Linked DNA regions of Mus musculus: all the other regions are linked to region 3. A link is a loop called in an ENCODE intact Hi-C map of the cell type or tissue named here. Cell type or tissue: heart. All regions are shown on one strand. Links, peaks and the distances in the headings refer to the core of each region. The heading gives the core; the rest is flanking DNA. Region 1 has its middle 5.4 kb from the start of Rassf9. Region 2 has its middle 220 kb from the start of Rassf9. Region 3 has its middle 170 kb from the start of Rassf9. Region 4 overlaps Rassf9 (Ras association (RalGDS/AF-6) domain family (N-terminal) member 9).

Evidence for each region. A loop is a pair of places that touch in the nucleus more often than their neighbours do. Peaks named below come from ENCODE experiments on the same cell type or tissue, not always from the same donor. Only the 100,000 strongest peaks of a DNase experiment are listed, where the experiment ranks them.
Region 1: a loop joins it to region 3, with 6 times the contacts of the local background. A loop is called at or near these places in 2 of 42 quality-filtered maps.
Region 2: it touches region 3 in a loop (2.1-fold over the local background); 3 of 42 quality-filtered maps call a loop at or near these places.
Region 4: a loop joins it to region 3, with 6 times the contacts of the local background. A loop is called at or near these places in 2 of 42 quality-filtered maps.

The regions. Positions count from the first base shown.
Region 1 is chr10:102,503,762-102,509,971 of GRCm38, reverse strand. No RefSeq gene overlaps it. Among named protein-coding and RNA genes, the nearest start is that of Rassf9, 5.4 kb to the left of the region's middle. In heart, for the core only: no CTCF peak of the experiment used is centred there; no DNase peak of the experiment used is centred there.
Region 2 is chr10:102,731,965-102,738,174 of GRCm38, reverse strand. No RefSeq gene overlaps it. Among named protein-coding and RNA genes, the nearest start is that of Rassf9, 220 kb to the right of the region's middle. In heart, for the core only: a CTCF peak has its summit at 2,739 (motif pointing right); no DNase peak of the experiment used is centred there.
Region 3 is chr10:102,683,358-102,689,567 of GRCm38, reverse strand. No RefSeq gene overlaps it. Among named protein-coding and RNA genes, the nearest start is that of Rassf9, 170 kb to the right of the region's middle. In heart, for the core only: no CTCF peak of the experiment used is centred there; a DNase peak (open chromatin) is centred at 3,507.
Region 4 is chr10:102,512,308-102,518,517 of GRCm38, reverse strand. Rassf9 (Ras association (RalGDS/AF-6) domain family (N-terminal) member 9) reads right to left here. Exons shown (of 2, transcript NM_146240.4): 1 at 5,934-6,210. The coding sequence starts at 5,980. Among named protein-coding and RNA genes, the nearest start is that of Rassf9, 3.2 kb to the right of the region's middle. In heart, for the core only: no CTCF peak of the experiment used is centred there; no DNase peak of the experiment used is centred there.

The sequences.
Region 1 (6,210 bases), core at 363-5,362, 180 kb after region 3:
GCAAACCTAACTCTATCCCTAAAAGACAACAACAAATGTATGCTTTATAAAGTCTGATCCACTGGCAAGAAGACATTGTATATGTAATTGGAAAGGAAACTTTATTCTGATTTTATATATTTGCCTGGTTTTTAATATTCAGATGCTCTCCTCTGCTAATAACATGGTCAGAAAAATCATATTCTACATGTGCAGTATAAGAGATATGGACTTTTGTGGATGAACATATTTATGTACAACAATAATCTTCAAAATATTCAACATTGAAGCCAAATTTATTTGAGTTATATAATTTATCAGAGTTCCTCCAAGAAAATAATAGTTCTGAGAAGGGCTAATTCTCACTGATAGTTCTTTAGCTAAGTGAATGATATATTGTGTATAAAATGTCGACATGGGGTATTAACCTAAATACCTCTTTTCCCAGAGTTATCCAAAACTTGAAAATAAGGCAAATCATGATTTTTTTACTTTCTCATGATATAATAGAACACTTGTCTAACAGTCACTCTTAAGGATTATTAGAGGGTCTGAAGCAATGTGTCCTTGAACTGTTCATTGATGAGGAAGAGACAGATGTAAAATTATAAAACAAGGTAAGTATGCTGTAAACAACTGTGTTTCAGGAGCAATCCAAATGATTTTGATGGTAGATGATGGCTAATGTATCCTCTTCCTCTTCCTCTTTTCTTCCTCTTCCTCTCCCTCTCCCTCTCCCTCTCCCTCTCCCTCTCCCTCTCCCTCCCTCCCTCTCTCTCTCTCTCTCTCTCTCTCTCTCTCTCTCTCTCTCTCTCTCTCATTCTCTCCCACCCTCCCTGAACAAAGTTGAGTCCAAATAGAAAATGCATACTTTCCATGTTATGATTGCAACGTGCTTTGGAATCTTTAGTAAGTGGAGGCCTTCCTGGCAAAAAGCACTCATTAGAGTTAGCCTTAGAGGTTCTGTCATGCCTAGTCTACATCTGTGCTCTGTGCTTGGGTCTATGGCTGAGCCGTGACCAAGGACACCCTGTGCTCCGCCCATTCCGCAGTGAACCGAACTTGCTCTGAACCATGGGCTAAAGTGAATCTTCACTCTCTTACATTGTTAAGTCAGACCTTGATCACAATCATACAGAAGTAACTAATATCTTACCTTTCATATTTATATTGGCATTTGGAAATTTAAAAAAATATGTCATTAATCCTACTAATGGCAAAATAACTATTTCCCCAAATAAATGAATATTATTTAATATGATTCGAATGGTACCAAAAGGTGAAAACTGTTAAATAAATGAATAAATAAATAAATAAACAAACAAACAAACACTTTGACAGAAAAGCCCTACTTGTGTAGGCTATCAGCAGGAATAGATGTACAGATTGTTGGTACAGTTCATTTTTAAAGTGTGGAGCTGAGCTCTGTTGGTATCATGAAGTCCAGTTCCTTGTTGACAAGTACCTTTGAGACTAGTTGAGCTGCTCTTCACACTCATACAATGGGAAGTGGCGCTTGGCACATATTCATGACACTTACATCAACACCTCAATTGTCTTCCTCCTCTAGTACCTTAGAAAGTTAAGCTTTTGAAAATGTAGCTCCCATTACCAGTGTCAGGAGACAGAGACGATTGGGGAGATGCTTGCTAAAGAATCTAAAGCAGCAAATGTGTAAGGTGAACAAGTCCAGAGAGTGCTGTACAACGTGGAGGCCAACAGAACCACGCATTAAACCCAGAGCTTTTGCTTAATGACTGGATTACTACTACTCCTGCCGTAGGAAAATACAATTGTTTCCAAAAACTTCCCAAAGGATGTCATGATTTTCTTATCATGGAAAACGGGTATATTTTCTCATTTGTTCCATTAGAGAAAATGCTTTACATAGATGTTCTTCATCGGTTACATAGCTTAAATATATAATAGCAATTAAAATAAACATGAAAAAATACCATCCTGTTTCCAGCTTATATCTTTTAAAACACTCAGAGAATCAGCTCTGTAACCCTGTATTTATTGTGGGCTGTTAGCATTGAGTTTCGTTAACTCTAGCATGTATGACTTCACTAAGCTGCACAGAAGTTAAAGTTGCAGTGTACTAACTACACTGGATACTGTTTTACAACTCTGACATTTCCTTTTAGGGACTATAGGTAATGGTTAACTGGTCTGAGCCTCCTGTTTCTGCTTTGGAAAATGAAGAAAGTATAAATTTGGTTTTCTAATTTTCTTACGAAATGCAACTTTAAGGGGAAGTGTTTCTTCAAAATATTTTATACAGACATTTTATAATCTCTGTACTAGTCATTTCCTCTTCACGTTTTAACAATTAAATTGGCTTGCTTGATTTCTTTTTTTTTTATCAGAAGCATCTGTGTTCGTAGGAGCCAGTTTTCCCTGGGGGCTGTGTTAAAAAGAACAGCAAACCTGAAGTTCTAAGTCTGGGATTACACACAAGTGACTACGAGCCAATTTGTCACCACTTACATGGTAATCTGAGAAGAAATAACACACTAGATAGCTTGTTAAAATGAATCAGCTCTTCTGATTTTGTAAAAAACACCAATCTCAATTAAGGGGGAAAAATAAAAACTGTATCCTTAATAGGACAAAAGAGAGAAGGTGAGAAACAATTCCAGCCTGTTTGATAGGAGACATAAACGCCAGTGTGGGGGTCTTTAGCCCATCAGAATGTGGCTGATAAAATGACATTGGACACAACAGAACTTTCTACAGAAGAGTGTACAACGAGTATGTACCCGGAGTTGTGGATAAAAAATAGTTCAGCTGAATCAGAAAGGTTGTGTGGGGGTCGCTGTGGCTATTACCCAGTGCACGTCTGTCATCTGCAGTTCTTGCCTGTCCTAAATCAGCTCTTGGTTATAGAAAGTGTGTCTGGAGCCTGGGATAGACATGGCTTTCCTCACAACATCATTTAATTCCTAGATGTAAGTGTCAGGGCTTGTGAAATATCCCGAGAGGTTTTCCACCAGGGAGAAATAAGAATCTTGAAATGTTGTGGGCAAAGAGAAGGAGCTGAGAGTCCATTTCCTCTAAAAGACCTATGGTGGCCAGGCCTTTTCGGTTCCCCAATAAAAGGCTAGGAAGACACCCCTAAGCTTTGTAGGACTTATATAGCCGGGATATAGACTGAGTCATTCAGCTTCAATGGGTGTTTCCATTAAAAATAGCTTTTAATTAATTAAACTCGGTGTTTGAATAGCTGACTGGCTGGGTGTTGGCCAGATACTTGTGACCTAAATAAAAGGCCAAATGTTTTCGCTAAGTAGCCACGGCTGTTATTAACTCTAATGGATGGGTGACAGATCCATGAAAGGCTGGGACTAGCAGATGTTGCACAACCCCAGGGAAAGTTTGGAAAGCTGGGAAACCTGGTATTTAAACAAAATTTCTAAAAAGCTGTATGTATGTCTGTGTAAACATCTTAAAATTACATTCATCTGTAGTAAATAAGATCAAGTATTATTTTGTTCACTATACAGGGTGCTGTGTATTTAACGTCTTATTTTGTCCCAACTCGGTGACTAAAGGAAGACAATGCTATCCTAATGTTATCCTTGAAGTGAAAGTGAGCTACTGATTAACTGGAGAATAACTCAAAACCAGAGTCAACTTAGAATGCAAGGTGATTTTAGAATTGGCCTGAGAAGCACAGATACTCTCTGTGTCCATGAGGCCCAGAAATGAGACCTCTGTGTTCAGCTGTTTGGCTTGCAGGGAATAGAAACAAAATAGATTACATTGGGTATGCCAGTGAGCTAGTTATAGCTTGAAGTCAACTTCAAGCTATAAAAATAAATAAATAAATAAAAATAAAAACAAAACAAGACAACAACAACAAAACCAAAGCAAAGCTGAAGTCTGTCGCCTGAAGGGAGATCACATTCACGTAAAGATACATGTTTCTGCTTTGAGTTCTGAACCCAGAAGGGAATAAATTAATTTATAAATTTCTTGTACTTTTAAAGTTGGGCATGGCTCTTTTGCAATATTCATTTAAAAGAAAAAACACGAGGAAACTACAACGCACTAGAAGTGTTTTTGCAAAATAACCAATGTTTTGTCTCTACAAGACGTGTGGCACATTTAGTAACATAAAGGTATTCACATTCTGAAGTTCTAGGCTACTTTTAAAGTAGATAACTTTTTTAGTGAATAAAAATTGATATGGAAAGAAATAAGATTCTATATTTCTATATGTTATTTAGGTGGATTTTTTTGATTTTGCTGTGCTAGGGACCAAACAGTTTTTATGCATGTTAGGGAAGTGCTGTTCCACTAAGTTACAGCCTGAGCTTTGCGTTCTGTTTGCTAGAAGTAGTCTCAGTTTTCTGTTACCCAGAAAAACTCAATATCATAATCCAGGATGGCCTCAAACTTGCCAGGCTAGAACTCATATTCTTCCTGCTTTAGTGTATGAGCTCTGGAATTACATACATTCACTACTATACCTGGTGTAATTCTTTACATAGTTCCTTATGAGTGATGATATCTGTTGCAGAGAATTACTAGCAAGGTATTGCATCAGATTCAGAAGTTAAATCATGACACCAATCACTTCTATCTGTAAGTTAGAGAAAAGGTTCACACTTAATTTCAATTAGAGCATTTGAAAGTTTTAAAAGAGATTTCTACTTGTTCTATTTAAACCCTTGAGGTTTATTCAAATATTACCTAAAACCATAAAGTCTTATGTCTGATTTTCTCTTTTGAAAAGCATTATGTTAGTTTAAATTTTAAGTAGAATATGCTTGAATTTAAAGAATTATACAAAGGAAAATGCTAATGATTTTAACAATAATGATTTTAGCAAATGGTAAAATTAGTTAACCTATTACTAAGAAAAACGATAAAAACAGAATGGTAATTCATTTGGTTGATGACGATCCTTCGTTCCATTTATATTTGCCTCGTGTTTAATAGATATAGAACTTAGAAATTGACTTGTTCTTTGGGAAAAATAAATGCTTATGGAATTTGTATCCTATGCATGCACTGCTATTCAAAGAACAAATGACATAATTCCAGCTTACGAAAACGTTAGTCCAATGGCATGTGTGGATGGGAATGATTTAAAAGACCACCCTTAAATTGTGTTCTTGGTACATTACATTTGTAATATGGAGAAATGAAAGAAACACATCCTTTGAGTATGGAGGAAAGTCACATAGTTGAGGGATGTGATTATATAAGTGTTACTGTTATTTAAACATTATCAACTCTTTAATAAATCCCCTATACCCATTTTGTCCATTCATTGATACTCCCCTCCTATAGATTGGGTTGAGGAAACTGCTGCTTTTATAAAATGCACCCTGTGCTTTCTGAGTGTTGTCAGAATTTTCACTGTGTTATTTTCTTTCCTGTTTCTGTGAAACCATTCTAACCTCATGTGTATGAAAGTCATAACAATAATTGTTATGGATTGGATTATGACTCAGTCTGAAATCATCTAATGAAAATTTAATCCCCAATCTGGCTTTGGGGGATAGAACCTTGAATTAAATAATGATGGTTAAAGAAGTCACACGAATGGGCATATACACAGTAAGGGCTCTGGTACCTACAGAAATATCTGTTACTACCTAGGATGCATATGAAACTTTGTATGGGTACAAAACAGTAATACGCCTATAACCTATGAAGAAATTCATAATTTGAAACTGGATTTTTATAGACTGTGGTTATGATTTTCTAACTTCTAAAATGGCAAGAATGTAAGTTTGGAAGGTTTACCCACTCTGTCTATGTTGTATGAAATGCCAAACACCAACAACCTCAAACTGAAATTTGTTCACTAAAAAAAAAACAAAAACCTGTTAGTTATCTTTTATTTCTGTTTGTTTTGGAATTAAAAGTAGATGAACTGGCACCTAAAGCTAGAATACCCCTAAGAATGCAGGCCCAGTATTCATACCTTTCTTTGAGCTTCAATATCATCAATTTTTCAGTGAATAAATTTGCCCGGCCACATCAAAAGGATGGCAAATTTGTTATTGTTATTTAAGCCCAACCAAAAGGCAAGCAAACATTGTACTGTTATTTCTATGGCTCAATAGAACAACCTCAGTCATGGGAGTGAGGGTATTGTCTGGAAACCCTGAGGTATAGATCTGAAAGCTTATTGCACACCTTTGTAAGTGCAGATTAACAAGATAATATGTGATATTATGACATCCGCATTACATTTTGCGTAGTTGTAGTAGT
Region 2 (6,210 bases), core at 364-5,363, 49 kb before region 3:
TGTTTCAGCAGTTAATTTTAGGTTCATGTGGAAATTATGTTTTCTTTGTAATTTCTTTCTGGAAGGTTGTGAATATTTGATTTCCAACATCGCTGCACTAAGCCAGTCTCCCACATTTATTGAAGAATCCCAGTCGGTTCTTGAAGTGTTCTATTGTACTATGAAGACTTTTTCCATTTTGTGAAAGATGCCCTAACATTCTATATATGCATTGGCATTAACAGTCCTGTGGATTCCCCAAGTGGAAGAGTTAGTTTTTGTGTACATGCTCCATGATATGCTCTGGCAATGGAATGCCCAGTTCTATTCTTCCCATGGTGACAATGTTGAATCACATGCTCAGAAGTTGAATCACTTTTATTATAGCCAAGGACACAGCTACCACCAGATATATTTTATACCATAGTTATTAATGTGGCTTCAGATCACATTGGCCATTGAAGGGACACAGAGTGCCCTGTTTTTCCTGTCATTTGCAACTATATGTTCTGCCTCCTTTTCAGTTGCTTAATTCCAGTATCAACCCTATAGCCCTGAGTCCACCCTTGAACCAACACCACTCAGTCTGTACCACATCATCTCCCAGGTTTGACATGAAACTCAAGACAGGAATTACTAAGAATTTCAAGAACTTTAATCTAAATAAAAAACTTTATGGGGAACAAGGTTTTATATTTTATTATAAAGGCTGTACACTTGTTGTCTTAGTAATGGTTTCTATTCCTGGGGAAACCATCATGACCGAGAAGCAAGTTGGGGAGGAAAGGGTTTATTCAGCTTACACTTCCACACTGCTGGTCATCACCAAAGGAAGTCAGGAGTGGAATTCAAGCAGGTCAGAATACAGGAGCTGATGCAGAGGCCATGGAGGGATGTTTCTTACAATCTTGTTTCCCCTGGCTTGCTCAGCTTGTTCTCTTATAGAAGTAAGACTTCAAGCCTAGGGATGGCACCACCCAGAATGGGCCCTCCCACTTTGATCACCAGTTGAGAAAATGCCTCACAGCTGGATCTCATGGAGGCATTTCCTCAACTGAAGCTCCTCTCTCTGTGATAACTCCAGCCTGTGTCAAGTTGACACACAAAACCAGCCAGTACAACTGACCCCTTGTCAACTTGACACACAAACAAATCACTCTTAAGTCTCAACCCTTATTTTCTTTTTCATCCCCAAGATCTAAATAACTTTAAAAGTCCAACAGTCTTTACATATTAAAAGTTCAATCCTTTTAAAATATCCAATATCTTTTAAAATTCAAAGCCTTTTAAAAATTTAAAGTCTCTTAACTGTGGGCACCACTAAAATACTTTCTTTCTTCAACATTATCTTGCCTGCTCCTACACAACATCCTACAGAGCTCTTAACACCAAATGAATCTTCTGGACGAAAGGTCCAAAGTGCTTCCACAATTCTCCCCAAAACATGTTCAGGTTGTCACAGGAATATCCCACTATGCTGGTATCAAATTGTCTTAGTCAGGATTTCTATTCCTGGACAAAACATCATGACCAAGAAGAAAGTTGGAGAGGAAAGGGTTTATTCAGCTTACACTTCCAAATTACTGTGTCAAGTTGACACACAAAACCAGCCAGTACACTTCTGAAGCCTGCTTATACAGTTGATAAAAACACCCAATACAGTTACAAAGCTCTAGTGCAAAAGAGGATTCTTCATAGCAAATATTCATCAAATATGAATGTGTGAGTTATTGTAATGGCACATCAGATGCATTCACTGGCTCAGAAGTGTTCCCAGAGCTGCTAGTGATAGACATGTGAGCAAGGTATCATAGCAGCATAGACGTGTCACTGATACCAGAAAGTAAAAACGCTCTGTCAACAAGAGACCTGGAGCAGTAAAACTAATGCATCAAGGTTATAGTTCAATATAACTAGTTTCCACACTACCTACCTACTAGTTTTCACCCTACCTCTGTCATGGTATAGGAATTCTTAGGAATCTGCTATCTTTTACTTTAACTGATGGAAGACTCTCCATATTCCAATACCTTTTGATTTCTTCAGAAAGCAGTGATTGTTAGGGGACAAGATTAAGCAGATTCCAAATGGTGGTAAGACCCCTACCTAGACAACAGAGAGACAAACTATTTTTTCTCTGAAAGAATATAAAAGGTAGAAGCAGCAGATGGACACATAAAAGGAAAGTATCTGAAGTCTCAATAAAAATTTGAAGGAGTGTAAGTGCCAGTTAGAGGATGCCTCACCCCTCCTTCCTCACCAGCTCCTTTTAATACAAATAACCAGGCAAGCAACTACCCTGCGGGCTTCTATTGGTGTGTTTAGTGTGGTGTCAAGGAAGGGGCCCCTTGGAATCTGCTCAGTTTATAGGCATGCAAATGGGACTAGAAGGCATGCACAAAATCCTGTTTCTATACTCCTAGCAAACTCCCCAAATGCTGCAGCTATGACAAGATGATCCTTGCCAGGATTTTCCCGTTTGAAGTGCTACAGAACTGGTACTACACCCAGTTTACTGAAACTCAGTCTGAAATAAGAAGCAAGGGAAATCCCCTGACACCACTCTGGGGCAAGCATCAGACAAAAAGCTGAGAGAACCTGCCAGAGAGCATTGAGAGGTCTTTGCTGTGTTACTTCCCTAAAAAGACTCCTCAAAGGTGCTGAGGAAAGACTCCAGGCTTCCTGAGATGCAAAGAAAAATTAGTTCTTAACTCAAGAGCCTAGAATTGGCTTCATTAGCATTTTTGATAGAGAGAAATTTGCCACTAGATGGCACCACACCTCGATTAGATCGATCCTAAATAGGCACAGCTGGACTCCTTACTAACCATCTTGCTACAAGTTATGTCTAGTCCTGGTCATTTCTTTATTGCAACACCATAACCAGTAATAACTTCTGCCGTAGTGTTGCTGGCCATTGTATATGACATTGCCTGCTTTTGTGTTTGAATTTCATCCATACCAATAAAGTAGATATTTACACATATTACACATGTGTATAGGAGGAGAAGAGACAGAAACACACATACACACACACACACACACACACACACACACACACAGAGAGAGAGAGAGAGAGAGAGAGAGAGAGAAAGAGAGAGAGACAGACAGACAGAGATAGAGACAGAGAGAGACAGACAGAGAGACAGAGAGAGGGAGAGGAGAGGGAGAGGGAGGGAAGGGGGAGGGGGAGAGAGAGGAAAGGGGATGAAGATGGAGGGGGTAGGAGGGGGAGGGGAAGGAGGAGGGAGGGGGGAGGAGGGAGAGAGAAGCCATAGCATGAGTAATAGGCAAAGATGGCGTTCATCTTGAATCCAGAGCATGAACAGCGTGCAGGCTTTCTGTGTACTTTCTCAGGATCCCCAGGGAATCCCATTGACCACTTAAACTACCATTAGCAGCATGGATTTTCATTAATTATATATTACATGTCTGTTCTAGGGTCCTGCTTTGCATAGCTGTAATAAAAATTTGGTCTATTATTTTAACTGAGACAGATTAAATAGGGTCAAATATCCAAAGAACACCCCCTCCTCAAAATCCATAAAAACAGGATCCTGGCTGAGGTCCTATTCTTTTATAGTGCCTACCATTGCTGTAGGAAAGAATCGAAAGGTCAGACTGTTGAGAAGAGATTGTCAAATCTTTAAACACACACAAATTAAAAATGTTTTCAAAGTTTACCTGAGAGCACTGGTAAAATATATGTGCAAAACTTCCAAGTAGAGATGGAGTACACTTCCCACGTCCAAGTTAAAACCCCAGTTATGTTAAGGGAATTATATTTTGCTGATAACGGTAGGCATCTGCAGAAGGAAATGCAAACACACTCTAGGAAAAACACATCATCCTACCATGACATGTTCATCACAGAGTTTGTTTTGAGTCTTGTAAATGGTTAAAAAGCAGCCAGGTAAATAAAGAAGTGGGCAACCCAATAGGGAAACTTACTTCAGAGAAGCAAAAAGCCAGCTAAGCTCAGTGGATATCTAAGACAATGGTTTTCTAAAGCACTATTCTCATTAAGGAGGATGGAATACTGGCTCCTTCTTGAAAACTGAACTCTGACAATTGTCGACAAGCCAGATTCCCAGGCACAGTACACTCCTCTGTCCATGGCTCCTACAAGGTTTGCAGGTTTGAGTACTCAGCCTAGGGCATTCTGATCATGGTTGTCTCCAGTTCACCAGTATGTGGGTGTTTTATTAACCAACTTTAATCCAGTATCATTCTAAAATAAATAAACTTGAATACCTAGGGCTGTTAGCATTATTAAAGCAGTTCTCTGTGTTTTTGAGTATTATTCCACTTGAAGTAATATTCAGACACTTCAAATTATCTACTTAAAATTAATGATAGTTTAAAGATAGAGATAAAACTATTAGTGAATTCAGATGTAAATAGCTGGATAGAACAGTGCCGTTACGTCCGAGAGCACAGCCTGGTTACTAAAAGTTCTAAAGCTTTTTATGTGTCAGGATGACTTTAGAGCTTTGTTCGGATTCAGGATTGCCAAAGTTTGAAAGTTGAGGTTTGCTTAACACTGTATCTTCTAACTTCTCTCAGTGCTATTTTTCTTGTTCACCTTTGTATGTCTCCCCCAAATAACTAATTTTAAAGTTTGGAGCTGAGATGAAAGGATGGACCATGTAGAGACTGCCATATCCAGGGATCCACCCCATAATCAGCATCCAAACGCTGACACCATTACATATACTAGCAAGATTTTATCGAAAGGACCCAGATGTAGCTGTCTCTTGTGAGACTATGCCGGGGCCTAGCAAACACAGAAGTGGATGCTCACAGTCAGCTAATGGATGGATCACAGGGCTCCCAATGGAGGAGCTAGAGAAAGTACCCAAGGAGCTAAAGGGATCTTCAACCCTATAGGTGGAACAACATTATGAACTAACCAGTACCCCTGAGCTCTTGACTCTAGCTGCATATGTATCAAAAGATGGCCTAGTCGGCCATCACTGGAAAGAGAGGCCCATTGGACACGCAGACTTTGTGTGCCCCGGTACAGGGGAACGCCAGGGCCAAAGGGGGGGAGTGGGTGGGTAGGGGAGTGGGGGTGGGTGGGTAAGGGGGACTTTTGGTATAGCATTGGAAATGTAAATGAGCTAAATACCTAATAAAAAATGGAAAAAAAAAAAAAAAAAAAAAAAAAAAAGAAAGTTGAGGTTTGCTTAACACTGTATCTTCTAACTTCTCTCAGTGCTATTTTTCTTGTTCACCTTTGTATGTCTCCCCCAAATAACTAATTTTAAAGTACAGTTTGTTTGGACTAAACCTCATTGGATTATGTAAATTGGATTATTGGATTATTCAATAAATTGGAGGAAAAAAACCCACAAATCATAATGATGACATAACAGTATTCGTGGCAGATATTCATTTTAAATAAAGTTCTCACTAGCAAAGTGAGCAATACACTAGCATGTCTAACTGTGGGGTACTATCACTGTGACCTGGTCCTTCCTAGTCCACATCCTGGATCAGCATCTCCGACGTCACACAGAATGGAACTTCTAACACACTCGTGGAAAAATGGGAACCACATTTTGATATCCAGTTCTAGGGAGGAAACTGCGTTGCCAAAAACAATTTATTACGCAATATTTCACTTCAACTATCTGCAGCACAGCATGATAGCTAAAAAAAAAAAAAAAAAAAAAAAAAAAAAAACCTGTTTTCTTCTCTTTTGTTCTGATTTGCTGAGGAAGCAAAGCACAGACTCCAAAGACACCTGAACACAGCAGCCAAGATCCTTCTTTATAAAACGGATTATGTCTACACAATGAAAAGAGTGACCCTGTTTCCTTCCCCTGTCAAAAGTCTGTATATCTTGGAATAGGAGAATTCTTATACAACTTTTCCATCTTAGGTGGCACTAGATGTTGAAACAGGCAAATTAAATACAGATCTTTGTATAACAAAACAAAATATTTGAACCTCACCTTGGTAACAGCGTTAGAATGCCGAATATTAGAAGCACACACATTTCAGCACCATCGACCCTGGGGCTCCCTTTTCATTGCTACATCTCCGTTTTCATCCTTATAGAACTGATGTGACAATTTGTGATAAAACACGGTTGAACTTCTTAAAATACTTAATAAAGAAGAAAGTTCATACACATTAAAGATTTAGTTATTTTTATTGAGATCTCTTCCTTACAAAATAAGATTTTGTATAAATAAAATAAAAATAAAAAATAAAAAAATAAAA
Region 3 (6,210 bases), core at 838-5,837:
ACACACACACACACAATCAAAATAACAAAACATATTACACACACACACATACACACAAACACATATACACATACACACAGACACATACAGTCCATTTTATGTTAATCAACTCTACCTTGTATGGGGCTACCCTGAGTGTGGTTGATATACCCAGGAAAATCCTATTTTCTGAATCTTTTCAGTGTTCAGTCTACAGAAAGAGAATGATCCAGAAATCAAATTTGAGCACTGGGTGCTGCTTCAGGATGACAATTGCTTCTCTTGTCAAAGGTTGAATTTATAGGAGAATATGTAGGAAAGGTAGAAGACAGAAGGTTCTTATTCCCATTAACTTCTCAGAGTAGTACCTCTCCATATGCATTAAACATCCTTAAAGGAAATCACTTATCTAACCCTTGGTGCTATACAGTTGATCCTAAGTCTTGTGATGAGGTTATGTTCAGACATACTCAAGGTTTGTAAGACAGGTAACCTTATTGGTGGCACTCCAGTAGCTATCAATTTGTTAAGAATAACCTTCTCCCAACCATCAGACTGAGCTCAGGGACCCAGGTGGGGCAGCTGGAAGAAGAATTGGAGGAGCAGAGGGGGACGGCAACCCCATAGGAAGAGCATCAGCTGGCAGGACTACTCAGTGCTCCCAGGGACTAGACCACCAACCAAGAAGTGTAAAGAGCAGGATCCGTGGCTCTAGATACCTATGTAGCAGAGGATGGCCTTGTCTGACATCAGTGGGAGGGGAGACCTTGGTCCCAGGAAGGTTTGATGCCCCAGAGTAGGGGAATGCTGGAGCAGTGGGGAGGGAGAGTGTGGGTGGGTGGGGGGCACTCTCAAAGAGGCAAGGGGGAGGGAGGAGAGGGCAAATGTGTGATAGAGATTTGTGGAAGAGTAACCAGGAAGTGGGATATCATTTGAGATGTAAACAAATGGGATGATTAATCTAAAAAAAAAAAAAAAAAAAAAAAGGCTTCTCATCCAGATATCTCAAAACACTGTGAGGAACAGTTTTCATATTTTAAAAAATAAAGTATACATAGACAATTTTTTAATTCTCATGCTATTGTATCAGGTGTAGTCTCTCCTAAGAGGTGAGCTAACACATTCTAAATCTCCTCGACCAGATGAGGTCCTCATCTGGTGGGCACCAGGCATCTGCCTTGCCTTTTCCAGCATCAGATTGCTGGGAAGATTCTAATTTCTCGAGGGTCATTGTTTCAATAGTCCGATGGATAAATGGAAGGCTATGTGTATCTCTGTAGCATCTCTGCCTCTGCTGGAGTGGTTCTGGCCGACTTGCTTTAACAGCAGAAATAAAATGTCTTTTCTTGTTTAAATATGTTTTTATTCTTCTCTTATATATTACATTTCAATTGCAGCTTCCCCCTCTCTGCACCCCACACCCCAGCTTGCCTCGCTTCTCCCCTGATCCACCCCATCTCCTCCTCTCAAATAATAACATGCATCCTAGGAATATCAAGGAAATATTGAATAACAGGCTACAATAAGACTAGGCACATCCCATCACATCAAGGCTGAACTAGGTAACCCAGTAGGAGGAGAGGGGGCGTCTCACAAGTAGGCAAAAGAGTAGGCCTTGGTCACATTGTTAAAATTTCCATAAGAACACCAAGCTACTCAGCTACTATACATATTATAATATTCATATATATTATAATATTCATATAACACACACACAAACACACACACACACACACACACACACACACACACACACACACACACACACACACACACATATATATATATGAGTGAGTGAGAACAAGCTCCCTGCTAAGAACAGGCTCCCTGATCTCTGCTGGTTTTCCTTTTTAAGATTCCAGATTAAACCATTTAATCAGGCCATAGGGGGCTGGCACTGGCTACCTCGAAAGACTCTAAAATGTAATTTGCTCTAGAGCAACGGGAATGAACGTAACAGGCAAAATCTAATAAAGTTCTGCAGGAAACCTCAAGAACTGCCCAGACTGTAACTGTAAGCTTAAGTTTCCTCTCAGCTCTTGGCTAGGTCCAAATGACTTACATAAAAATCTCAACCAAATTCCAGGACTGCTGTTTGTCTGGTGACATTTGAACACCATACCAAATGAAGATAAAGACTTCTCTTAAAGCATTTCTCACTAAGAGGGTTGGCTATAGTTATATTATCAACGATTCTCAATTCTAGCCCCTTTTCATTTTAACCTCCTCAAATGGAAGCAAGGCAGGCTTTGCATATAGGTAACCTTTAGGGAAATTTAGAACAGGTTTTCTATCCTGCAGGGTGGTAACAGATTTGAGTCTTCCTAGCTTACCTCTGACAGTTTGTGCTGGCGACAATGCCGTTTAAAACAGCAGATGGTTACTTGCATATCATAGGAAGGGGGGAAAGAAGCAAGTGATACATCAACTGGGATCACAGCCCTGGGAAAACTTGCACATTTCAGCAAAAGCTACAGAGACTTGAATGTTTATAAGCAATAAGGAACAGGAGAGCGAACAGGAGGCAAAACCTCAGTACAAAAAGGGAAAGGTTAATGTGGCAGAAGGTGTGAGCCTGTTACTCTTCCCCGAGGAGAGAGTAAGTGCATTTGATAATTTCGTTGCTGCATAATGTGTACAACTTCAGAGCAGGGCATTGTGGACATGGAGTTCTTAGTAAAGCAGAGAGAGTCGCCATCGTCGCGGCAAGTTCACAACTGGGAATACATTAGCGCTGCATTTGAAAGATGCTTCACCTCTGCGCACACAGTACAGCCCACAACCAGCGTCGCTTTGTTTTCTTCTCATATACTGCTGAGTTTTACCACCTTTCCATCATGGATCTATATCAATTAAGCAGATTGGTAATTAAAAAGAAAAACCTTCCTTAACATACGCAGCTAATGTCCTGATTTCCTTGGGGCAGAGTCTTAATAAATGACTAGAACCTGGGACTTGTTATAGAGGCGGTGGAGTCTGTTGTGCTTAGAGGTGGTTCAGGGTAAATGCCTGTATCTCCTAGGACTTTCATGCTGACTTTGAATAATCTTTATGTTCTACTACTATGAGTGGAGATAACAATAGTTACCTGCCTCACAGGTTGGCCGTGAGGGTAGCAGCAACAGCAAGCCCTGTTGGTTATTTTACTGACAGCTGAATGTAATTTATTGTGAAAGATAACAGTTCGGAGCAGTCTCTTCAGATTCCCCTCACTTTAATAATTCAAATTCTCTTCCTCTTCTAGCAGATGGCTTTTAAAATTAATAAATGGTAAATAGCTGGCATTTGGTATTTGCCACGTGCCAACCATGGCTCTTACGTGTTTTACGGTCTTGTTTCCTATACTGTGGCAAACACATTCGGCATTACCCCTGCCTTAGATGTGTAGCAATGGAGACAACAGATAAAGGAGGAAGATTGACCTACAGCCAAATGAGTGGCTAGAGGAAACCAGCTTCAGTCCCAGGCTGTCTGGCTCCAGGGTCCACACCCTTACCTCTTCTCTACATGGCTTCCTGTGTTTGTTCTGACATTAGTGTATCTCCAAGCTTCACTGGGTTCATCTCAGCCAAACCCTGAGTCAATGCACATCCCCAATTCTTTGGACCGGTGTACTTCCCATGACCTCTTGCCTGGTAATTCTATCTTTTCAAGCAACTGTAATTTGTCACATTTCATTGGCTTTTCAGATGGTTTCCAAACAACCGACTGCTTATTGCTTTGGAGATGAGTAAAGTGCCTGCTTGAGATTTAATGGACTTGCATCTTAACCTCCTAATTCCCTGCCCCCACCCACAAATAATGCTTCCAGAAGACAGACCCCATGTCAGCCATCAGCGTCTACTTAACTATTCTGTCTTTTTTTTTTTTTTTTTTTTTTTTTTTTTTGGTCAACTTTGATTCCTCCACTGGGACTGTTCACAGGGGTTCCTGTGGACCTGGCAAGTATTAAGTCCTCTCATTAGTGGATCTTGGAGTACGGAGATCATGAAATCCGTTGTTTCTGGCAAAACCTGCCTTAGGATAGCTTATAGAAAACTATTATTTAGGATGATATGTGGAAAAAATAAATGATATTTACTGTAATAAAAGATGGTGCTTTTCTTTTACTCTCTTGGGAGCTGCCTGTGATTACCTGAGTTAAATGGCTAAGTTTTTAGTATACATTTTTTATTACTATTCTTTGAATAACTATTTAGTTCTCTAGCTTTGATGACGATGTTTTCCTTCTTTTGACATTTTATTAGCACTGTTCTTTTTTTTTTTTTTTCTCTGAACAAAGGATCTTAGGGAGAAATTCTTTCAAAGGAAGTGGATAATTACCATAACAATGTTCACGACCCTCATTCTTTAAAAAGTGGTTGACATTTAAGAACTAGTGGGACAGGTTGTCATTAAACTGCAATAATTACATATGGACTTTTGAGATAATTGCTAATTTAAGATTATTCGTGTTTTGGTACTATATAGTTTTAAAAAAATATATGCCTGCTTAAAGCCCTTAATGCCACAGGCCATAAGATAAATCAAACATGTAGGACAGCATCTTTCGGAGTGGTTTGACCTGCCCAGTGCTGCTTCCTGTCTGCTTCAGCACACACTACTCACTAAGCCTGAGGTAGAGTAAAGGCACAATTTTTGTCTATTCAATGACTGCATGACTTCCATGTTGGGAAGTCGAGGATTAGGGGTGAGTTCATAGCTACTTTCCCCTCTAGGTCCCATGTTTGCTTAAGAACTGCATAGTAATGAAGGTGTAGAGCTCCACAGTCAGAAATTTTAAAAAGGAGGAGGAAAAGGGATGTAGAAACAAAAGCAATCTGTACTTCTGTTAGCCAGTTCAAAGATGGCAGCCTGGCTTGGGGTTGGTGTGGCAACAGCAATATAGTCATAGCGCAAAACCTAAGTACTGATTGAATCCGAGATGTGCTAGAAGCTACAGTGCATCACATATGTATATAATATATGATATCATATATGTCACATATGTATATATATATATATATAATATATATATATATAATAGATATTTTATAGAGGAAGGCATATTTTAAGCATTTGGTTCATAGATGAGACTGCCATGCTTCAAGAGCTACAAAATAAATTAGTAAATCAGAGAATGAGAAGTCTTAGTGATATATTTTTACTTCCATGACAATAAGCCTCAAGACCAAGAGAGAAAATGTTCAGTTTGATTTCAGTGATAGGATAAACCTGTATACACATCTGAAACAGCCGGATATGAGGAATTATAAACATGCAAACTTTTTAGATAAAGCAGCAATATTATCAAGTATAAATGTTAATCTCTGTCCGAGAAAACACGAAGGAGAACATGGATCCAGATATCCACTGATAAGTCAAGGTGAGATCTAAAACAAATCATCACAGATTCTTTCTGAGTGAGCTACATGGTGAGGAGGTATATTAGTATATGAATAGCTTAAACAGTTATAGCTTATTCTAGCAGTATGAGCATAATGTTTAAACACTGTATGACTATGTGTAAGTAAATATAGAACATCCGGCAGGTATTAGTAATTGCATATAGGATGTGTCTGAATGTGCCTTTTCATTTTTTCCATTTATTTGATTGATTGATTGATTCATTCATTCATTCACTCATTCATTCACTTCATATCCCAATAGCAGCTCTCCAATTTACTTCCAGTCCCCCCTCACACAGCCCCTCCCTACAACCTGTCCCCTTCATCTCTGAGAAACGGGAGGTCCCTCCAGGTACCAATCCATCCTGGCACATCAAGTCAGTGCAGGTCATGAAGACCAAGCTGCACATCCGCTACATATGTGCAGGGAGCCTGGGCATGCTCTTTGGTTGGTGGTCCAGTCTCTGGGAGCCGAGTTTAGTTGACTCTGTTGGTCTTCTTGAAGAGTTCTTATCCACTCCAGGTCCCTCAATCCTTACTCCAATTCCCCTACAAGACTTCCCACGCTTGGTCTAAGACTTGGGTGTGGGTCTCCGTATCTGTTGCGATCATCTGGTATGTAGAACCTCTCAGAGGACAATTATGCAAGGCTCCTGTCTGTGAATCCAAGGTGACAGATACAAACATAACCTGAGGATCCAAAGCAGTTGAAGGAGGAGGCAGTCATGCAATGTGTTCCTATTGATTCTCTCAGGACAGCTTGGTACATCCCATCTCATCCCCAAAACTGACAGAGGTTACTAACTTTACTCATTGATGCCCATTTTACACAGAACTCGTGTGT
Region 4 (6,210 bases), core at 608-5,607, 170 kb after region 3:
AACAACAGTTAATTAAAAATGTCATTGCAATTGAGAGAAAAAATAAGGGGTATTTAGGATAATTTAGGGGTTAGCAAGGGAAGGGGCAGTGACATAATTATAATCTCAAAATGTAAGAAAATTAATTATACATATGCACAATCAAATACCTAAAGTATTCAAAAGAAAGCAAAATGAGACAAAACTAACAAACAAAAACCAAGCAAACAAGACAAACAGACCCACAAACAAACTAAATCCACTTCACATACACAAAAAAATCCATTAAAGAGCAATGGAAGACTGAAATGTGCTATACTTTTCCCCTTAGCATACATGCAGTACAGATATTACAAAAAAGGCTTATTTTAGAAAGTAAATATGCTAGAGACAGATTGCTTTTTAAGGCCATGCAGTATCTACATGTACCTGGAAGTAGAGAACTCATATCCCATGTCAACATTCTTTTTTTTTTTTTTTTGGAATCTATTATATACCTCCATCTATCTTTATCTTTACCACTCTATACATACTTTTTTATTTCTATCTCTCTCTCTCTAAATCTTATATGTATATGTATATGTATATGTATATGTATATGTATATGTATGTGTGTGTGTGTGTGTGTGTGTGTGTGTGTGATATATGTATCATATATCTGTCTTAGATATATGTACATGGGCATATGTATATACAACTATGTATCTATGTATCTCTATCTATAAGTTAGAGTTAACTTCTCTGAATTCTCAGAATGGTTGTCAGCTCCTCTATACTTGTACATCAAATAAATGTAATGCTGTGTTATTCAGTAAACTTAATCAAGACATTTTCTAAATTAAATTGTTAGTGAGCCATAAATTGTTTAACTTGTTTTAAAACAATTTTCTCTCAAATGCTTTTACTGGCATGAGCTCCTTGTTGGTCTGATGCCTATTGAGACATATTACACAGTAAGTGTTAGGCTGCCTAAGTTGGCTCAAGGTTTTTGGTTTTTTTTTTTTTTTTTTTTTTTTCATTTCCAAAGCAATACAAGTTTTAACCTGGAAACTGTTTCATCTCTGCCAATGCTCTTGGGCTATTTTTGTCAGGGAGAAAGCAACCCAGTCATTGTTCCTAACGGATTGTCTGCTGCAAACTAACAACTACTTAAGATACGAGGTACCAACAGGGGAAAACTTTTCAGAAACTTGGAGAATGAAGATTTACAGGCTCAAAAATTTGGCAGTTCTCAAAATTCTTAATCCATCTTTTTGAACACTCTAAGTCTCCATTTGAAACTATAAGAGAAAAAACAATTACCTGGTATTTTCTACTTCTAACTACAGAAAGGAGACAGTCTTCCTGTCTAAAATTTTGGCTCTATCCACAAAACCTAATTCTTCTTTCTGATGAAATAGTTAGAAGGATTTATTTATGATGTATATTCTTGTTTTCAAAATACTGTCAGGTATATTCTAGTTACCTAACAGCAATATGGACACCAAGGCTTTAAGTAATTATTAAAAGGTGTAAAGCCAGACTTTTCCAGATATGCCCATTAAGGTGTATTTTCTGGGACCCTTTAATTTAGGATTGATAAGAGATAGACTGTCTATGTAGCCTGCAAGAGAGTGACCCACTTCGCAATTTTTAGCAAAAGCCTTCTGAAAGAGTTCAAGCAGAAGTTAGGGAAAGTTCAAATGGGCCTCAAAAATAATGATAAAAGCCTATTTAACTGTATCGTCTATTTGTAGTTAGTAAATATTTATTTAGTAGGAATATATGGGATTCTTCTACACAACAGTAATATTCTGTTTCCAGGAAAAACTGATGAGCATTTCAACCAACTCCATCTCCTCAAGTGTTAGGAATCATATCTTGTACAAGGTTTGGTGGCATATGCCTGTCATATCAACACTCAGGAAGCAGAGGTAGGAGAGTCATAACCTCAAAGCCAGTGTGATTTTTGAAACAGACTGATGCTGTTTGAAGCAAAGCACAAAAGTCACATCTTCTAATTAAGCATTCAGTGTTGCCTTGAACTGCAAGTAGCTCTTTAAAATTTTTATAAATATTCTTAATTTCTAGTTGTCCATGTCAAAAACTGAATACATTGTTGGAAAAATATCAACCTAGATTTTCTATATTTGCAGTCACATTGAACAAAAGTATATATATATATATATATATATATATATATATATATATATTATTAGGTATTTTCCTCATTTACATTTCCAATGCTATCCCAAAAGTCCCCCATACCCTCCCCCCCCACTCCCCTACCCACCCACTCACTTTTTGGCCCTGGTGTTCCCCTGTACTGGGGCATATAAAGTTTACAAGTCCAATGGGCCTCTCTTTCCAGTGATGGCCGACTAGGCCATCTTTTGATACATATGCAGCTAGAGACAAGAGCTCCGGGGTACTGGTTAGTTCATAATGTTGTTCCACCTATAGGGTTGCAGTTCCCTTTAGTTCCTTGGGTAATTTCTCTAGCTCCTCCATTGGGAGCCCTGTGATCCATCCAATAGCTGATTGTGAGCATCCACTTCTGTGTTTGCTAGGCCCCGGCATAGTCTCACAAGAGACAGCTCTATCTGGGTCCTTTCAGCAAAATCTTGCTAGTGTGTGCAATGGTGTCAGCGTTTGGAAGCTGATTATGGGATGGATCCCTGGATATGGCAGTCTCTAGAACAAAAGTCTTATTAGTAAAATGTGCAACAATAATCAGGCTCCTGTCACAGTTTTTCTTATTATTCTGAAAATAAAATAAGCAATCCAATTCCTTTTGAAAATGGTCTTTTTCTAATTAAACATACAATTAGAACATTTAAGCAGATTACTGCTGATTATAATAATTAAAGTCTTTAACTTGGGGCTCGTCCATTTACATGAAAGTTTAAAGTTAAAAGCCCCAAATATTTGGGGCCCTGCAATATTCTTGAATTTTCCAAAGAAAACTTGCCAAATGCTTTAATGAAACACCAGTGTCAATTGAGCTGTCTTGAGTATTGATTTTTCTGCAACACTAGCATGCATCATATGCCAAATAAGGAATAAAGTAATGATGGTCTTCCTAGGTTGAGGAGAAATTATAACTTAGTGTACAAAACTAAACAAACAACTGTATTACAGGTCTACAGCGCACCGGGCACTCTTCTAGGCATGAAAACATAATGATGTCTAGACAGATATGACTCCACCCTCTATGAGTGCTAGACCTTGTTGGCTGAAAGTTCTTATGCCTCATCTTTTGCAGCTCCATTTATATCATGTTCATATCTAAAACTCTCGAATATGTACCTATTCAGAGCATAGTTCTTAGTCTTGGGTGATATAACACTACTCCACAAAAAAAAAAGGAAAAGTGAAAAAGACATGCAAAAATGAAAATTAATATTCAAGCTTCTCAAATTTGTATAATCACAACCCCTCCCCAAATTTTCAGCAGTCTTTCTGTCTTTTGAAAAGATGCAAGCCTTTCTAGCGTCATTCTCTTCACTATCTTGATAACATAACAACATGTTAATTCTTTTTTGTTTTACAAATTATACATATATATTCATAAACCCACAAAATGTGTATCTTACAGAATACATTTTAGTTGGTTTGTTAGTTCCTATGAGATAACTATTATCAATTACATTCTCTGTTAAGCATCTGACTGCCTCATCATTTAGTGAACAGATCTGTTATTTAGGTGGTCAGGTGAGGTTACTTAAGCCCTATAGATCCTGGTCAATGAAGTGGATAAAAGTAACCCTGAAATCATTTCATTAGTTGTTTTTCTGTGAGATGGTATACAGACCAACCCAAACAACAAGACCTCATATATACTGCCATATTATTTCAAGGCCCAAAATGACATTTTTAATACTCAGTTTCAAATGCTCATAATTTTATGTCATTGACTTATGCTGTTCTCTCTCTCTCTCCTCTCCCTCTCTCTGTTTCTCTCTCTGTGTCTCTTTCTCTCTCTGTCTCTCTGTCTCTGTCTCTGTCTCTCTGTCTCTCTCTCTGTCTCTCTCTCTCTCTCTGTCTCTCTCTCTCTCTCTCTCTTTCTTTCTTTCTCCCACCTCTGTTTTTACTCGAGGCTAAAAAGTAAAAAATCTGTAAAAGGAAGCAATTAATCACTGGAGTAGCTTGCACACATCCTCCTCATTACTGCCTTTGCTCACACCCTCAAATTGAGGTCTTCATAAATCATGACCCTTAGCAACAGCTTTCTGTTTTCTCAAGGGCTACCTGAAATGCTGTTAAACTTCCAGTTTTTCTGTTCTTATCTCTTCATCACAATTTTTGAGTTTAAAGTATCCTGCTGAGAGTGTTTGTTTTATGGCTAGACCAGAAGGCTCAGTCACAGAAGCAACACAATGGAAACAGACTATGGAGTTTGATAAAGGACATTCAGGGGTGCATTCAAAGGTTTTAGTGCTCTCTTCTTGGTACACAAGTGATGAAATCCATAAACTGGTGAAGCACTCTTCACAACCAACAATTCCGAAGACAGGATTTGGTTGCAGAAGCACAATTTGTTAAAAAAAAAAAGAAAAAAAAAACAATAAACCCAAAATACTTTTTACACAATTTCATAGTGTTTAAAGAAATATGAAAATGCTACAGTAGTAACCCAACTAGAATCCACAGCTGAATTGAGGCAGGGAAGCTGGAGTTGGTTTATCTGGAATATTATTAAAGACCTTGTCACTACTAATACATGAAGCTAGTTGTAATGGTTATCACAAGCTATTAAAATGAACTGAAACCATTGTCTCGTAACATGTAATAAAGCATCCTGATTTAAAAAATACAATATTTATCATATTTGTCACACAAGTAACACATACAAGTGATTAAGACGGCTTCACAGTATATACTATAGCTTTTGTAGTTTCTTAAAGAAATTCAATCAACTAAATCAAGTAGATATTCGTGTACAAAACAGAGGCGCGCAGAATCACGTTAAAGTCGTATTCCTGTATTATCAGGCAGACACTTTAAAATAATTATATCATTTCCTACCTTGTAATTGTATCCATTTAAATTTACACTAAGCAGAAGATGACAAGCGCAAACAGGCATAATGAAGAGGAGAGAAGAATGGCTGGAAAGCCCATTTTATTATATCTGCCAAAACAGATATATTAAAAAAATAAATCCTGTCTCAAATAATCATTTCATTGTTTGCATAAAATGTAATATTTGAGTATAAGTAAATTAGTTATGGTAGTGAAATATATAGATATTATCCCATTATTCCAAATCCCCCCTTCCAATCTCTCTCTCTCTCTCAGTATGCAGAGTACATGCATTAACTCTAAGTATAGTGGCAATAATAAAGTGAAGCACATAGCTGCTTGTCTCCTCTTTGAACGCCTAAGCCACCTAAAGTTCTCAAAGACACACAGTCCATTAAGAGCTCCTTCTGGGAATGTTCGCAATTGGGAACTTTCCAGATTTTAGAAATGCTCCACTCTTAGAGGGGACCAAAGCATTGTTTCCAGATTGTATCAGCAGTTGTACTTTTTTTTTTTAATTTTTCCTTTCAATAAGTGATTAGAAATCCTAGTTGTATCTTTCCCAAACTCTTAAGCTTTTTCAAAAAGAGATATTCTAATGCAACGCTTAAACTAAACCAGATCTTGTGATTCTTCTCTCCCCAAAAGTTCAAGACAAAGTAAAGAGAAAATGTTAGTGTTAGTTAGTGTACTCAGACTGCCATAAAGGGAAAAGAGAGTTAAAAATCAGTCATGATTTCCCATGATCCTTGTTCGGGATACGTCCATCGTCAATACAGGACCTATGGTCTGAAGAGCTAGCTGGGTCTTCATTCTAGATCCCGACCGACTCGCCAAACAGTTCTCATCAGAACCAAAGGCTTAGGGAACTGAATCCAACACACACACACACACACACACACACACACACACACACACACACACACGCACTCATTTTTTTTTTTTTTTTACCTGTTTTTATGTCGTGTCTTCAGTAAGTTTCTTCCAAAGGGAGCCATGGTCTGTCCGGCAAGGCAAGCAAATAACACAGTCCTTATCTCAAAGTAATCTGGGCCCTGGGAGGGGTGTCTGGGTCTCTCTGGTGAAAGGAGGAAGGCTGGAGGCTTCCTTTTCAACTCCTCAGATGTTCCTTGCTTTCAAGCTCATTAGCAGCTGGCTGAGAGAGTTGCTGGAAGTTGTGCAATTGCTGCCTAACTTTGAACTGCGGGATTGTTGTGGCTGCTGTGCC